2 separate regions of the Homo sapiens genome follow, and region 1 is linked to region 2. The links are chromatin loops, found by intact Hi-C in ENCODE. Cell type or tissue: GM12878. All regions are shown on one strand. Each heading gives the region's core, and the rest is flanking DNA. Links, peaks and the distances in the headings are about the cores only.

Region 1 (8,338 bases), core at 292-8,291, 68 kb after region 2:
AGTCCACAACAACTAAGTTAGCACAGTTATCTCACCTGTGTTATTGGTCCATGTCTTACATCTCAAATCCCCAAGAAATCCACGCAAGCCCATAGGAAATGAAACTTATCACATTTATGCTTCTCTATCTCCTTATGTTCAAAGTTTATAGGGATGGTGTGTTAGTCTGTTCTCACACTGCTATAAAGAGCTGCCAGAGACTGGGTAGTTTATAAAGAAAAGAGGTTTAATTGACTCACAGTTCCACATGGCTGGGGAGGCCTCAGGAAAGTTACAATCAGGGCAGAAGGGGAAGCAGACACATCTTACATGGTGGCAGGCGAGAGAGAAAGTGTGAGCCTGTGAGGGAGGAACTGTCAAAAACTTATAAAACCATCAGATCTTGAGAGAACTCATTCACTATCATGAGAACAGCATGGGGGAAACCACAATTACCTCGCACCAGGTCCCTCCCTTGACAAGTGGGGATTATAATTCAAGATGAGATTTGGATGGGGCCAGAGCCAAACCATATCAGACGGTGTCTTGGGAAGCCTGTTTGCTTCATGTCTCAAAAACAGGTCTACACTTTGGTCTCAGGATGAGTCACATTTGGAGCTGCAGGAGGAGGGGAGTGGTGACTACCAGTGTTTTTCAAGCTCCCCAATGACAAGAACCACCTATTACACCCCAAATTCCCTGAATCAGACTCTCCTGCAGAGGAACCTGGGAAGCTGTGCCTGCCACAATGGTCAGAGCAGTTAGGGCATTGCTAGACCTCTGTGAGCAAAGCTAAAACAGCTTAGGCAAGGAAGCTTGGGAGAGTGGCTTTGGGGTTAAACAGATCTGACTACCTGTTGACTCAGGTGAGTAATTTAATGAATTTAATGTCTTAGAGCCTCAATTTCTTCCTCTCTAAAATGGGGATAACAAATCCAAACTTTCAGGCTGGATGAAGTCTGGAAATAATAGCTGTGTAAAATACCTGGTGCATACCTTCCATGAGCTCAGCCAATGGTAGCTATCAGTACTGTAATCATGACAATGATGTTTATTAGGCCAAAGGGGTCTTAATTTGTATTCAGGAATGAAGAGACTTGGATTTCACACAAGATATTGCATTTCCTTTAACTTCAACACTGTTGGGAGCTGGCTTGGCAAAAAAAGAGCCCTGAGGTGGCAGAGGCCTTTCCTATCTCACAGAGTCAGGGTGGAGGGCACGGAAGTTTCACGACAGCCAAGTCCAAGACGCCAGACTTTTTAGCCACATTAGTATCTAAGGTATTTGTTCACTTTCATCTGTGAAGTGCTTTTCAAGCATTAGGCTGGTAATTTCTCTGTGGGGGATAACTTGGGGTACGGCCTTGCTCAGGCAGAAATCCTATATTTATTTTGGGTCTCTGGGATCTTAAACCTGGTCCACAAATTGAGAAGGAAGTTGTTTGTCCTAAATCATCTTAAATGCTCTGTCTGGGCTTTTCTGATACCAGGACACTAGTGCTTCTACAGACCTGGCCCCGAACCCTTCTTGACCATGACCTCCTCCTCTCCAGGTTCACAATGAGGCCCTGAGTTGGAAATCCAGGCTTAGTAGGTTAAAGAACTCCCAGGGAGCTGGGCAGGTCTGATTTCTCATTCCTCCTTAGAATAACATGAAGATTCCAAATGGAGGTAAACATTATTCCCTCAGCCTCTCCCAGTTTTCTTGCTGGCACAGATCCAAACAATTGACAGTATGAGTGTTTAATAGCAAAGAGATGACCATGAGGACACCAGCTGAGTATAAAGCCCTCCATTGCATGCGCAAAGTACAACAAAGAACCAGGAGTAGGATGGGGAGGGGTGTGAGTAATATAAGTTGAGAATTTTCAAAATTCTAGACCCCGATGAACATTGTCTTTACAATCTTTACAACTGCCCTATGAAATGAGCATTATGCTGCCCATTTCACAGATGAGAAAACAGGGGTATAGCTCTCAATTAGGAACGTTGCTCAAGGTCACACAAGCAGTACATGGAGAAGCTAGCTTGCATATGTGTAACTATTTAATCCCAAACCCATGCCCTTGACTCTCTACCATGCTGCTTTTAACGGTAGAAAAGGGAAGAAGAGAGTTAAGAAATCCATAGACAAAAGTTAAAATAAAATTTGTAAAAAGCATTTCTGTACTTGGTTTAGATTTTATCTGATTTCTCTTGAAATAAACAGTGAGACCTCACCTCAGGTTTATAGGCCAAATATGAAGGACCTTTAAACCTTGAGCCAGCAGTACATATTGAGTTGTCCAACTTGTAGAACAAGGCTAACCTATTCCTTCCTGTAAGGCCTCATTTGGCCTCTAAAGCAGAAGTAGGCAAACTTTTCCTTAAAGGGCTGGAGAGTAAATATTTTAGGCTTTGTGGTCCATAAGTTCTCGTGGTAAATCGACTCAAAGGAATGAGCTGGCTATGTTGCAGAAAAACTTTATTTACATCAATGCCAGTAGTTTGCCAGCCCCTTCTCTAGAGGAATAAGATTATTTCCTACTTGTTTTCCAAGTTCTTCTCCAGAGCATCAAAATGTACATGTATTGATTGTGAATATATAATCATGTGAGCCAGATATTAGCTAAAGTACTGTGCCCTCTGAGATTAAAATGAAACCACATGTAGAGGCAAGCTGCATGCTTCTCAATCTCTCCAGGGGGAATGAAGTCACCCATTCTGCTAAAGTGGTTTAGTTTATGAATCATCTTGCCTTCCTCTATTTTCCATCCCTACCCCACACCACATCATGCCAGACATAGATTCTAGCCCCCTCTTCCTCAATGCATGCATACAAAACACACACGACACAGGCACACACACACAGTTGATCATACACAAAGTTGTGTGCAACAGACTTTCCCCGGAAGGAAATGGATGTTGGATTGACACTGAAACAATTCAAACTACTTAACTTTAAATATGTTATCCTCCTTCTCAAAATTCCTTTGGCCACTTTCTCCTTAAGTTCTAGTCTCCTGCCATATGGCTTGGCCTACTGTCTTCCAGCAACTTTTCCCACTCTGTTAGGCAGAGCAATCGAGCCCTTATCTCAACCCATCCCCACACCTCCCTTTGCACGGCTCTGCTCTGAGATGCACCATCTTCCTTTTCTCACCCTCCCACCAGCCTCTGCAAGAGGAATGGGACAGCCTAGAAATATGTTACCATCATCTTGAAACCACCCTCCCCTTTAAACTCAAAAGCTGCTTTATAGTTTTAGTTTTAAATAGCATTTCTTTCTCCATGACGTAAATTAAAAATCTATCTGTTGAGATATTTTTGGGTTTGAGCGGCACAAGTAAACTCTAACATAAACAGGAAGAGGGAGTTATCCAAAGTATTATATAAAAAGGAAAAGCTAACAAATGGTTTCAGAAATACAGAAACGATGGCGACAGCATGGACAGCAGTGGGAGTTTGTGGTCTCTGTTTCTCTGAGGTATTGCCGTTGTATGTGGCACCAATGGGCTTTAGCCCTGTGTGTCTCTGTTCCAGATTAGATTCCAGAGAAAGTGACATTCTCTGCTTAGGCTAAATGTCAATTGCTGTGGTCAGGACCCTGGAATACTGACATTGTCAGCCTCATCAGAACTACATGGATTTGTGCAGGCAGTTTCCCTAAATAAGGGATGCTGTGCCTCCTCAAAAAGAAAAAAACAACGTTAAAAACAAACAAAAACAAAAACAGACGTCCACTCTACTGTGTTTCCAACCAAAGGCTTCTCAGTGAAAACGGACAGGATTCCTGGTTAAAATGCTGTAAACATGTGTAGATCATGTTTAGAGGCAAATATAAGGAGATTAAAGTTTTACCATGTGATGCCTCTCACTTTCCTAGTACTGGCTAAGGCAGTAAATGTTTTCGAAGGTATAGATATAATTGGTATCTGGCCCCTTCCTCCCCCAAAGTCTTGCTCTTTAACTTAGAGACTCTCATTTATTTATAATTGCTCTGCAAACTGAAACTAGCCCAATTTTCCAGCCAGCCAGAAGGCCATAGAACTGAAGCTTGAGAAACTTACTTTTGTACAATGAAACGCACCTGCTGCCTGCTGACCACTTCCTCTTCCTTACCCCTCCCTAATTCCTGTTTTCCCACATGTGATTACAATGAGACACCAGAACCCTCATTTGACCACCTGCTGCCTGCTGACCAACTCCTCTTCCTTGCCCCTTCTGTTTTCCTTCCCAGCTAAATCAACCCATAATTTTAGATGGGAGAAGAGATAGACTTGAGGCTTGTCTCCATCTCTTCAGTTGACATCACCCGAATAAAGCCTCCCTGGCAATAATCATGGTCTCAGTGATTAACTTTCTATGCAGCAAGCAACAGGACCTAGACTAAACCCTGGGCATTCGATAACAACTGGATAAACATTCATTATCATGTACATTTCACAGATGCAGACACTGTGACTTCACTCTGCGATGTGTCACCAACACACCTTATTTGTGTTGGAGGTGGGCTGTGAAATCAGTGTTTACATCTTCAAGCACACACTCTTTGATGGGATTGCTAGAAGAGATCTATTCATTGTATAGGTCACCTGAATATCCCAGACCTCATCTGTCCTAATGCACATGGCCCTTAGCCCACCCACCTACACAGAAACAAGCCCTTTGAGAGCTCTCTTGGTTCTCTCTGGACCTCCCTGGGAGAGTGTCTCGCATGTAATCAGAAACAAGTCTGCCCATGTCCCCTCCTCCAGTTTCTTCATCAAACCTCCTGACCCCTCCACTGCTGGTGGCCTCCAGGAAGATATGAAGACACTCTCCCTCCAAAACTCAGGTCTCTTTCCCTGCTGAACCCAGAGTCCTCAGGGTACCAGAGGTACCATGGCCATAGCCAAGTGGGCTCGGGGAGCAGAGTAGAGGGACAGTCCCCTCTCCAGCTATGGGTGATACTATGTTTCTTAGCCTCAAATTGATGCAGATGGTTCCTAGACACTGACAAAGTCTGTCAGCAACACTTATCTTTCAGCTGCTGGCCCTAACCTCCTCCTGCTCACTACTTCCCAATTCAGAGTCCTTGCAGGGGTTGCCTGATTGCCCAGGCCTTGGTCACTTGCCACACTCAGGCTTCAGGAGGGCTGGGAGAGCTGTTGTCTGGACTTCTCTTGAGGTCACAAAAGTGATCTCAGCTCACACAGTGGAAGTCCCAAATATACAAAGAAGATTCAGGAGTTGGGTGGTCAAAAAAAAAGCAATGGCAAATGTCCACCAGGATGCCATGTGGCCCATCCCTTATCACTCTCCCCCCAGCTCTTTCGCTGGATCCTCTCTTCTCTTTTAGCAAAAAAAAGCAAACAAATAAATACTAAGCTTCTTTTTGCATATGAAGTTGTGCAATTCAGTACTTGAAGGGAGGTAGAATTCACCATACTAAACGGCTCAAAGTTCCAGTTTTAGTTATACCAGGAAATGCTGCCATTTTGAGGACACAGGGAACTCAGTGCTAATTCATTAATGATTGCAGCAAGAGGTATGGAAGCGGGCAGGGAATTAGGGGCAGAGGATGAGAAACTCAGAGTAAACACTTTCTGCAGTTGGGTACTTGTGAAAGAGAGAGTTCATGTTTTAAAGTCAATAGACTCAAGGTTCAAGTTTTGGTTTCACTACTATGTGATCTTATACAAGTTTTACTTGATATGTCTGAGCCTCTGTTTCTTCATTTGCAAAATAATAACAAAGAATATTCCTGAAAGTTTTAAGTAACATAATGCATGTAAAGTGGCTGGAAAATTGCTGCTTAACAAATATTCCCCTTTCTCTTCCCTCTGGGAAAATAAGATAAATAAGATTCCTATTTGTACAATAAGGAATATTTCTGTATATTTCTGTATACTTTTACATATTTATAACTGCTTTATGAAAGTATTTTTGATATTGCTGTGAAAAAAATCTGTAATTGCTTTTAATAAGAATTTGATGGAAAAAATGTAATACAATTATTTTATTTTAAATGGAAATTATGGATTAAAAGTTATCAAAGAGTATTCTACAGTAGCAAATTAAGTAAATTGTAGTCTATGATTTCTGGGCTTATAGGAAAGAAGGTAAATTAGCTTTTGTAGGGTGCTGTACTAATGTGTGCATGCCATTGTGCTGGGCACTTTATAGTTAATCTTTACAACAAACTCATAAGAAAGTAATTTTACAGATGTAGAAACTGAGGCTAAGAAATGTTAAGTCATTTCCCCAACATCACATAGTAGAAGTTCATCTACATATGAGGCCCATACAAAAGCTAATTCCATAGCTCACTTGGATCATGATACCAAGCAAAAACATGGTAGGTATGTCCCATGGTCAGGTAGGCACTGAGCAGCAGAACAGTGGGAACTGACAGGTTGCCTGATCACAGCTCCATAGTCTCTGCCAGTAAGGACACAATGAGCCCACGTAGATGGAGTTAGATACTTCACAGCAATGGTAGAAGCTTCCTGTTTGTATCAGTTCTCTTTACGCCCCAGATCTCACAAGGGTGATGCAAAGGTTGGCACAGGTGAATACCATGCACGGAGTGCAGGGGCGCCTCACAGCTGGGGAATCCTAAGCTTAGGAACCCCCCTACGTTACAATGGGGCTTCTGGAAAACTGCCCATCCTCCCCTCCAGGGAGAGATGTTATCTTACTACCCTGCAATGTAAACAAATCTTTCTCAAGAAGAGGAGAGAGGTCTTTATCCTTATTATCCTAGACCATCTCCAGGGAGGGGGACATTCTCACTATCTTTACCATTCTGGAAAGTAAATAAATCTGAGGAAAGTGGGTGTTGATGCCTAGATGTGAAGAAATGTGAGAGATTCATAGAGACTTGCCTCCCATTCCAAAAAAGTAATAGGATATTAATAGACCACCCTTTTTTTCTGTTTTTCCTTCCTTTGTTAAACAAATATCTACTCTTTTATTCACTCAAAGTCAATTCACATATGATTAAGTGACCCCTATGTGTGTAGGTAGACGTGCTGGTTGCTGTGCATAAAGCCGTAAGTTAGGCAAATGCAGTCCTTACCTTGGTGGAGCTAACATTGTGATTTTAGCTCAAGATAGTCTGCAGCTGTCTTTCTCAGCGGCCTGCAATGGGGCTGACTCCAGACAATCCAGTTGTTTCTGTGCATCCTCTAAAAGCCGGAATGGAGAATTTAACAATTCACAACATCTCCTCAGGGAGTCGCTTAACTATTAAAGGAGCCTATACTTAGGCTGTGAACCCAAAAGTATCTGAGACAGGTCTCAATCAATTTAGAAAGTTTATTTTGCCAAGGTTAAGGACACACCCATGACACAGCCTCAGGAGGTCCTGACGATGTGTACCCAAGGTGGTTGGGGCACAGATTGCTTTTATACATTTTAGGGAGACATAATACGTCAACCAATACATGAAAGATTTACATTGGTTTGATCTGGAAGGGCGACGCAACTCGAGGAGGGGAACTTCCAGATCGTTGGTAGATTTAAACATTTTCTGATTGGCAATTGGTTGAAACAGTTATTAGCAGTAGAAAGTTATCATCAGTAGAAAGGAACGTCTGGAGTTGTGGAGACCAAGGTTTTATCATGCAGATAAAGCCTGCAAGTAGCAGGCTTCAGAGACAATAGATTGTAAATGTTTCTTAACAGACTTAAGGTCTGTATTGATGTTAATGCTTCATAGGAATGATGAGCCATGTCCAATCCCCTCTTCATCCAGCCTGAACTACTTTTTCAGATTAATTCTGGAATGCCCTTGGCCCAGAGGAAGGGTCTATTCAGATGGTAATATGGTTTGACTCTGAGCCCCATCCAAATCTCAAATGGAATTGTAATCCCCAGTGTTGGGAGTGGGGCCTGGTGGGAGGTGATTGGATCATGTGGGTGGTTTCTAATGGCTTAGCACCATCCCCCTAGTGCTGTTTTGTGATAGAGTTCTCATGAAATCTGGTTGTTTAAAAGTTTGTGGCACCTCCCCCACCCTCTCTCTCCTGCTCCTGCCATGTAAGACATGCTTGCTTCCCCTTCATCTTCCACTATGATTGTAAGTTTCTTGAGGCCACCCCAGAAGCAGAGGCCTGTACATCTATCTCTCAGAACCGTGAGCCAATTAAACTTCTTTTCTTTAGAAATTACCCAGTCTCAGGTAGTTCTTTATAGTAGCTCAAGAATGGACTAATGCAGATGGTTAGGAGGCCTTCCAATTTTATTGTTGATTACAAGTCTCATCAATAAGTCATGGTATTGAAAGTTAAATCCTCAGGAGGCTCCACCACACATTCATGAAGTCCAATGAGTGAGTTGATGGTGTTATTGTTAATGCTGAGGATATCCAGGTGCAGAAAGGACTGAAAAGACA
Region 2 (8,338 bases), core at 300-8,299:
TAGGCACTGTACTCGTGTCAGCCACCATTCTGGGTCTCTGACATGCATTATTTCATCAAATCCTTGCAACTCTTCAAGGGTAACCCGTGAATAATACCCATTGCATAGGTGATGAAACCGAGGGCACATAAGTACACAGGAAGTAATGGGACTGGATTTGAACTGAGCTCTATATGCCCCAAAGCCCTTCTTCTGTTGTATTAATTGTCTGATTACAGTGCAGATTAACAATAAATATCAATGAATAATCAAGTCTACTTCATCTTTGTGTTTCCAGGCAGGATTATGCAACAATCCCTGAGACATGAAGATTTATGTTATTATAATAGAGTCATGTCAACATAGTCCTCCCAGGATAAAAGCCAACTCCTAAACTTACAGCAAAGCTAACAATGATGGGATAAATACACCTGTTACCAGTTTATTAAATAAGTTGGACTCTGAGGCTACATTAACCCTTAAGCCCACCCCTCCTGAAGAATTCATTATCCCTACCACTCCACCCTTGGATAGAACCTTGGATTTGTATCATAGCTTTTCTAATTACTCTTTAGTAATAACAGTTCCTCTGACTACTTACAGTTAATAAAATGTAATCTAATAAAATTAGATTTCCAGCGATTATTATCAAAACCCTAGACTCCCATTCAATCTAAATTTTCCCTCCTGCTCCAGCGTGGACCTCCCTCAGGGGTTAGACTCCTCTTTGTCTCACTCTCTACCTCCCTGGGGGCCTTTCCAGCGTGGTTCAGGGGTTTGGAGGGGAGGCATGGGACAGAAAAGGCCTTCTGGCTGTGACTGAGAGCTTTGATGGGTTTCGGAGAATGCTCTTCCTGGGGACCCCCTTCCCTGGTGTAGCTGGTCCTCCAGCTGACCATGTACAAGCTTCTCATCCCCAACCCCACCCCAGCCACTGCTTCCAACAGTGTCCCCAGTTTCTTTCTGCTGTAGACGCCTGAGCCTGGCAGAAAGGCTTTTGGGGGCAGAGTTCTTTCAGTTATTTTCAGGCTGATCCCTCAAACGCCAGAGAGCCCATGACAATGTCTCCAGGTGAGTTTTCTCTTGGTGGTTTCTTTCTCTTGAGCTGACAGAGAAGGAAAAGGCCCTCCCTCCTCAGCCCCCATGGGTGGGGCAGCGGGTGGTGCACTGCATCCTGGCAGCCCTTTCCTGGCCTCTTGAACCCCTTGATGAAACCTTTGCCTTTTCTTACATATGTGCCAGGTGGCTGATGGGATAGGGGTCAAAGCTGGTTTCATAATTTTTGCATTTATAGTGCAGCACCTGTTGTTCTTGGCCCCCAGTGCTTTTGCTAAAGCCTTAAGAGGATACAAAAAGTTGTGTTTAACATCCTGTTTCACAAACGTGACACAAAAGAGACCTTTATAAAAATAAGCAACTCAAAGGAAGGGGACAATGAAGTGATCCATGAGAGGAAAGAAAGGCATTCATAATGCTGTTTATTGGGCTATACTTTGTGTCAGGCTGTACACTAGGTTCCATGCTCAGATCACATCACTTAATCCTCACATCAACCTGCATCCTCCTGCAGTTTTACAGATGAGAAAAATGAAGTTAATACTTTTCTCAAGAACACAGGGTGACTTTCTGAATCCAAAACCCATGCACTTAACAGAAGTTGAGAGGGAGGGTAACAGCTCTATAAAAGCCATTAAGAAGAGAGCCTTAGACCCATAGAGAAGGGCATGGGCCACACTGCTTTTGAGAGTGTGATTTGGAACCCTACTGATATGTTGCGGATTCTGTAACAGACCAACTTGGCATCTTAGAAAACTGTCACATCAAGTCTAAACTCTTCTGCCCAGTTATACCATTCTTGTCATTCCCAACTAACCAACATGGCCCCTCCACTGTCACCCAAACAGTTGCTTTTTTGGCCAAGAATGCCAAACTCCCCTTCTTTTCAATGCAGAGCTTTAGTGCATGACTTACCTCCAACCAGGAAAGTTCACAATGCTTCTTTGGCAATCTATGTTTGCCATTTTATTTCAAGACCCAACTCAGAACTCACATCTTGAGTTGGTTTTACCTGATTCGTCCCATTCTCAGCATTCATTCATTCATATCTGTCCCACTTTTATGGACCAGGAATGCAGATGGGAAAAGGGGACTTACGGCCTTGCAATTTTCTTTTACTACCACTAGATGGGGACCTTATAAGATGAAATGCTGACTCAGTTGTCCAAGAAAAATCAGGAAGCATAAATCAGGCTGACGCTTGGTTTCTAAACCAGTCAAGTAAGGCAGCAGGCAGTAACATACATACATACGTACACACGTACACACGTACATACGTACACACGTACACACGTACATACGTACACACGTATATACGTACATATGTATATTCAGAACTGAATAATTGAGTAGGGGAAATGCAACTTTGCAAGAAGCTGGGACTGCCTAGATTAGGTTTGTATTATATGATCTCATGTTCAGGATCCTAGCATGATTACTATATGTAGCATATGATTACTGAATTATACTACATCATTTTCCTCATGAAGAAACCAAGACCCAAAGATGCGAAGCGATTTATCAAAGGGTAAAAACTAAAATATTAATGTCATCTTGAAACTGTTCTATTCCATTTCACGATATCTATGGTGTATTGCAGGTAACTGTAGGTAACGGTAGGCCGGAATTTAAATTTTTGGATTCATTTGAATCTCCCACATCTCTGCAACGTTCCTAGGAATAGCCATATCAGCAGCCATGACAACCGGTTTTGAGCCCTGACTATGTGTTAAGCATCATTTTAGGTGACACATTACATAACTAAATTCACGTAGTCCTCAGAAAAGGACTGTATTATCATCATTTCTATTTTTAGATGAGAAAACAGAGGCTCAGAGATGTTAACAGGCACAGAGCTGGCAAGTGAAAGCACAAGGATTCAAACCCAGATGCAGTGGAGACCAAGGTGTGCTACTGCTGACTAGCCCCACCGTCTGTCCGTACCATGCTGGACAACCAGGGCACTCCAGAAAGCCTTCTTCATGGGCTTCTGGGCTCCCAGGGATGAGCTGGGGGTGGGTTGCCTTTTGTGCCCCTCACTGAATTGAGAGAACCCCCCTCTGCTCCTTTGCCTTCGGTGCCCTAGGCTGGACCCTTTCCTGTTTAAGCAACAGAGCAGTGGGAGCGGCCCTGCTGTGCGAGCCTCTCGAGCACAGTCTGCATTCAGTCATTTGTCATGGAAACAGTGTGGGAACGGAACAGGTGATGAGCCCTTCCATCAAAGGTGTATTCAGTACCTACTGTGGCCTCCAGATGCAGAAAGTCAAAGTAGTGCCTGCCTTCGGATCCCCCAGCCCCGTGGAGGAAACATAGAACACCTCATGGCAGTGAGCTGAGAGGACTCAGGAGGAGTGAGGGGCTGAAAGGCCAGGGCAGGGACGGGCTGAGCTGCTGCTTAGAGGGTGTCCCCGTGTTGCTACTGCCCTCCTAGCTCCTCTCCACTCCTTTGCTTTGGTCCCCAGCTAAGGGCCAGAGTGCACTTCTATCAACTTAGAATATAACAATAATCATTAAACACCATGTGGTGGCCTGAGAAGGAGTCTCAAAGTGTCTTGACCTGCCTTTTTTCCCGGGCTTGCCGAGCATGGATCCACATCACCAGCAGAGGGCACTATGCCAGAGCTGGCTCTGTTGAGGGCATCAGCAGAAAGTCCTCCAAGCTGGCACCTTGTGTTTATGCCCATTATAAAACACTGGACTTCAAGGCTCTTGTCCATAGCTCGCTTTGGGACAGTTAAACTAACAGTGCTTTACAGAGTTAGGCTGGCCTACCTTGGGAGGCACAGTCCCCACCCCCTTGTTTATTGGCAGCTGTCACTGACCAGCATAGGTCAGTACTGAGCACTCTGAGCAAGTTACCTTTTCTCATGCTCTCAGCCACCCTGGAGCAGGTGGGTCTGACTGTGGACACCTTGGAACGACCCCCATTCCAAGCCTGCACTGGATGGGCAGTGCTTAGGGCCTCACTTCTGTAACTACTGAAGGCTCAAACATTCCTTTTGGTCACCAACCCTTGTAGTGTGGTCAGGAAGAGAGATGCTGCGACCATCCCAGAGGAGCGGCCAAGGTCTGAGCTCTGAGATGCACTCCATGTCTCTACGCGCCGCTCCTCCAACAGCCACCTCAGGAGAGCATATCTTGGCAGGACAACCACAGTGACCTCTACCCTTGGTGCTAGGACCCAAGAGCTTCCCTTGCAGGAGCTGACATTAGACAGCACGAGGATGGTGCTTTCAGCCAACTTCTCAGCACCCACTCCTCCAAACACTGGGCTGCATGCTGGGGTGCAGAGGTGAAATGGCCTAGTCCCCATTCTGGAGCTCAGTCTGAGGTTGAAAAGGGTGACAACTCAATGAATTGAACATTTATTTGTGTGAATATTTGCTCATCAATCTAAAAGCCACAAACACTGACTATTTATTGTGCTCTGCCCCAGATTTGCTCTCAGCTTAACACAGTGTCTGCATGTAGATACCTCTCAATACATGGTCCCTGAACAAATAAATATCAAAACAAGGCAAAGGAGGTAGCACCCTCTGCTTATGTTCATACCACAGATTCACAACCAAAGAAAATGTGTTTTCTCTACCTTTAAGGCATTCAGGGCATTTAGAAGCAGAGTGTGAGGGCGCATGTGTGTGGTCTGATGGTCCGATGATGATGAAAGCTCCTGGCTCATTTCTCTTCACACCAATGGGATGCCTGTGGTTAGGGGGGCATCTTCCCCACTGGGAAAACCTACTACCCTCACAGCCAGATTACTGTTTCCAGTTCACCAAAGTGATCCAAATACAATATGGAAACTCTGTGTGTGCTTTTGAGCTTCAATGATACAGTAGGCAAAGACCCTTGCTACCTGGGCCCCATCTCAACCGTGTGTGTGGGTGCAATAACATGGTGACCCCTCAGTCGTCAGACACAGATTTCAAAAAGGCAGCCATCAGGTAAGATCTGTAGGTAAATGCTTCAGAGGAGAGCACCTTCAATCTAGCACCAGATGATAAGTGTAAAGATGGTATCATTCATTTTGGAAAATGACCATGTCAACAAGGAAGATGCTTTTTTTTTTTTTGAGACGGAGTCTTGCTCTGTCACCCAGGCTGGAGTGTAGTGGCGCGATCTCAGCTCAATGTAACCTCCGCCTGCCTGGTTCAAGTGATTCTCCTGACTCAGCCTCCTGAGTAGCTGGGATTACAGGGGTGCACCACCATACCCGCTAATTTTTGTATTTTTAGCAGAGACGGGGTTTCACCATGTTGGTCAGGCTGGTCTCGAACTCCTGACCTCATGATCTGCCCACTTTTGAATTATGATCACTGACTCATTCTCTCATTCTCTTCTCTTTTAAAAATTTTTTAAATTGACAAGTAAAAATTGTATGTATTTATGGTGTACAACTGTTACCAGAAAGGAGTCCTAATCCAGATCCCAAGAGAGGGTTCTTGGATCTCGTGAAAGAAGGAATTTGAGGTGAATCCGTAAAGTGAAAGCAAGTTTATTAACAAAGTAAAGGAATAAAGAATGGTTACTCCATAGGCAGAGCAGCACCAAGGGCTGCTGGTTGGCCATTTTTATGGTTGTTTCTTGATTATATGCTGAACAAGAGGTGGATTATTCATAAGTTTTCCAGGAAAACAGTGGGCAATTCCCAGAATTCAGGGTTCCTCCTCTTTTTAGACCATATAGGGTAACTTCCTGACGTTGCCATTGCACTTGTAAACTGTCATGGTGCTAGTGGGTGTGTCTTTTAGCATGCTAATGCATTATAATTAGTGTATAATGAGCAGTGAGGGCGACCAGACGGTCACTTTTGTCACCGTCTTGATTTTGGTGGGTTTTGGCCGGTTTCTTCACCACAAACTGTTTTATCAGCAAGGTCTTTATGACCTGTATCTTGTGCTGACCTCCTATCTCATTCCATGACATAGAATGCCTAACCACCTGGAAATGAAGCCCAGTAGGTCTCAGCCTTATTTTACCCAGCCCCTACTCAAGATGGAATAGCTCTGATTCAAAGCTTCTGACACAACATGATGTTCTGACATATGTATACAATGTGGAGTGGCTAAATCAAGAATTTAACATATGTATCACCTCACATACTTATTTTTTGTGGTGAGAACACTTAAAATCTACTCTCTTAGCAATTTTCAAGTATATATTATTATTGAGACAGGATCTCCCTCTGTAGCCCAGGCTGGAGTGCAGTGGCATGACCACAACTCACTGCAGCCTCAATCTCACCAAGCTCAGCTGATCCTGTTACCTCAGCCTCTTGGGTAGCTAGGTCTACAAGTGCATACTACCATGCCCGGCTAATTTTTGTATTTTTTTTGTAGAGACAGGGTTTCACCATGTTGCTCAGGCTGGTCTTGAACTCCTAGGCTCAAGCGATCCTCCTGGCTCAGCCTCCTAAATCCCAAGTGCTGGGATTACAGGCATGAGCCACCACATCTGACCCAATATATTATTCTTAACTGTGGTCACCATGACATATGATTGCTCTTTTGAACTTACTCCCCCTAACTGAAACTTTGTACCTTTTGATCCATTATCTCCCCTTTCTCTATCCCTGCCAATCCCTGCCTCATCCCCTAGTAATCAACATTCTACTCTCTGCTTCTATGAGTTCAACTTTTTTAGATTCCACATAAAAATGAGATCATGTAGTATTTGTCTTTCTGTGCCTGGTTTATTTCACTTAACACGATGTCCTTCGGTTTCAACTATGTTGTCATAACTGACAAGATGTCCTTCTTTTTTAAGACTGAATTTTCTTTATCCATTCATCTGTTGATGGACACTTAGGTAGATCCCATATCTTGGCTGTTGTGAATAGTGCTGCAATAAACATGAGAGTGCAAATGTCTCTTTGACATACTGACTTCATTTTCTTTGGATATATATACCCAGCAGTGGGACCTGCTGGATCACAGGGTACTTCTATTTTTAGCTTTTGGGGGAAACTCCATACTGTTTTCCATAACAGCTGTACTAATTTACACACTTTTGTTTTTGAAACTCCATTTGCAAGACAATTAAGCAGATTGTGACAAAACCCTACATGTGCAAAGGTCTCACCTAAGGTAAAAGTCTCTGTGATAGTTCTCCCTCTGAAACCATCTTCAGAACTAGAACCATGGCATTAAGCAACATTATCATAACGTGACATCTGTGTGAAGGTTAAAGGAAATTCCACTCTCATGTAAAATTAATTATTCCATCTAATCAGTCACTGGGCACCATTTAGGGGTCTTGCATGACACTCAATTCAGATATGAAGAAAGGACCAACTAATATTTTGAAAACTCAGCCACACTGAAGCATGAATGAGCCTGGATGAATGCTTTCTCCAGTTTCCTGGCCCCTAGGCCCCCAGCTGTCCAACCCGCACAAAGAGGAGGCCCATCAACATCATCGCAGGTGAGCACTCAAGGAGAAAACTGATTACAATGTGTGCTGAAAGACACTGAGGAATGCTATACAGAGAAAGATGCAACCATGGTCACATGATCCTTAAAAATTTGGCACCATCATGAGAACTACATAAAAAATTAAGTTTTGTGGCCAGGCATGGTGGCTCATGCCTGCAATCCCAGCACTTTGGGAGGATGAGGTGGGCAGATCACCCGAGGTCAGAAGTTTGAGACCAGCCTAACCAACATGGAGAAACCCTGTCTCTACTAAAAATACAAAATTAGCCAGGTGTGGTGGCACATGCCTGTAATCCCAGCTACTTGGGAGGCTGAGGTAGGAGAATCACTTGAACCCAGGAGGCAGAGGTTGCAGTGAGCTGAGATTGTGCCATTGCACTCCAACCTGGGCAACAAGAGCAAAAACTCTGTCTCAAAAAAAAAAATTAAGTTTTGTAATAACAAATTCTGTTGGTAAAATAATTATGTATGTGGTTATCCAAATACTAATTATCAATTAATGATTAATTAGCAACTGAATGCTATAGATAAAAAGTCCTTAGATGTTAGCAAACAGAGTCACTATAAATCGGACTAGCTGGCTTGGCCTCACAGCCCTCAAGGGTGCACAGGCTTGGGAACTGAATAGCATCACATCCTTTATCCCATATATTATTAACAAAAAAATCAAACTCTGCAGAATATTTGAAGAGGCTTATTGTGAGCCAATATGAGTGACCACAGCCTGTGTTACAGCCTCAAGAGGTCCTGAGAAAATGTGCCTGAGGCAGTCAGGTTACAGTTTGGTTTTATACATTTTAGGGAGACAAAAGTTACAGGCAAAGACATAAATCAATATATGTAAGAGATACATTGGTTTACAAGAAAGG

The links. Hi-C counts contacts between places; a loop is a spot of excess contacts. Peaks named below come from ENCODE experiments on the same cell type or tissue, not always from the same donor. Only the 100,000 strongest peaks of a DNase experiment are listed, where the experiment ranks them.
Region 1: a loop joins it to region 2, with 2.9 times the contacts of the local background. A loop is called at or near these places in 2 of 110 quality-filtered maps.

The regions. Positions count from the first base shown.
Region 1 is chr1:224,779,162-224,787,499 of GRCh38, reverse strand. No RefSeq gene overlaps it. Among named protein-coding and RNA genes, the nearest start is that of LINC02813, 18 kb to the right of the region's middle. RefSeq lists an enhancer at 4,110-4,319. In GM12878, for the core only: no CTCF peak of the experiment used is centred there; a DNase peak (open chromatin) is centred at 4,039; H3K27ac peaks cover 2,008 bases.
Region 2 is chr1:224,846,970-224,855,307 of GRCh38, reverse strand. No RefSeq gene overlaps it. Among named protein-coding and RNA genes, the nearest start is that of DNAH14, 79 kb to the left of the region's middle. In GM12878, for the core only: CTCF peaks have their summits at 2,165 (motif pointing right) and 3,637 (motif pointing right); DNase peaks (open chromatin) are centred at 2,187 and 3,647.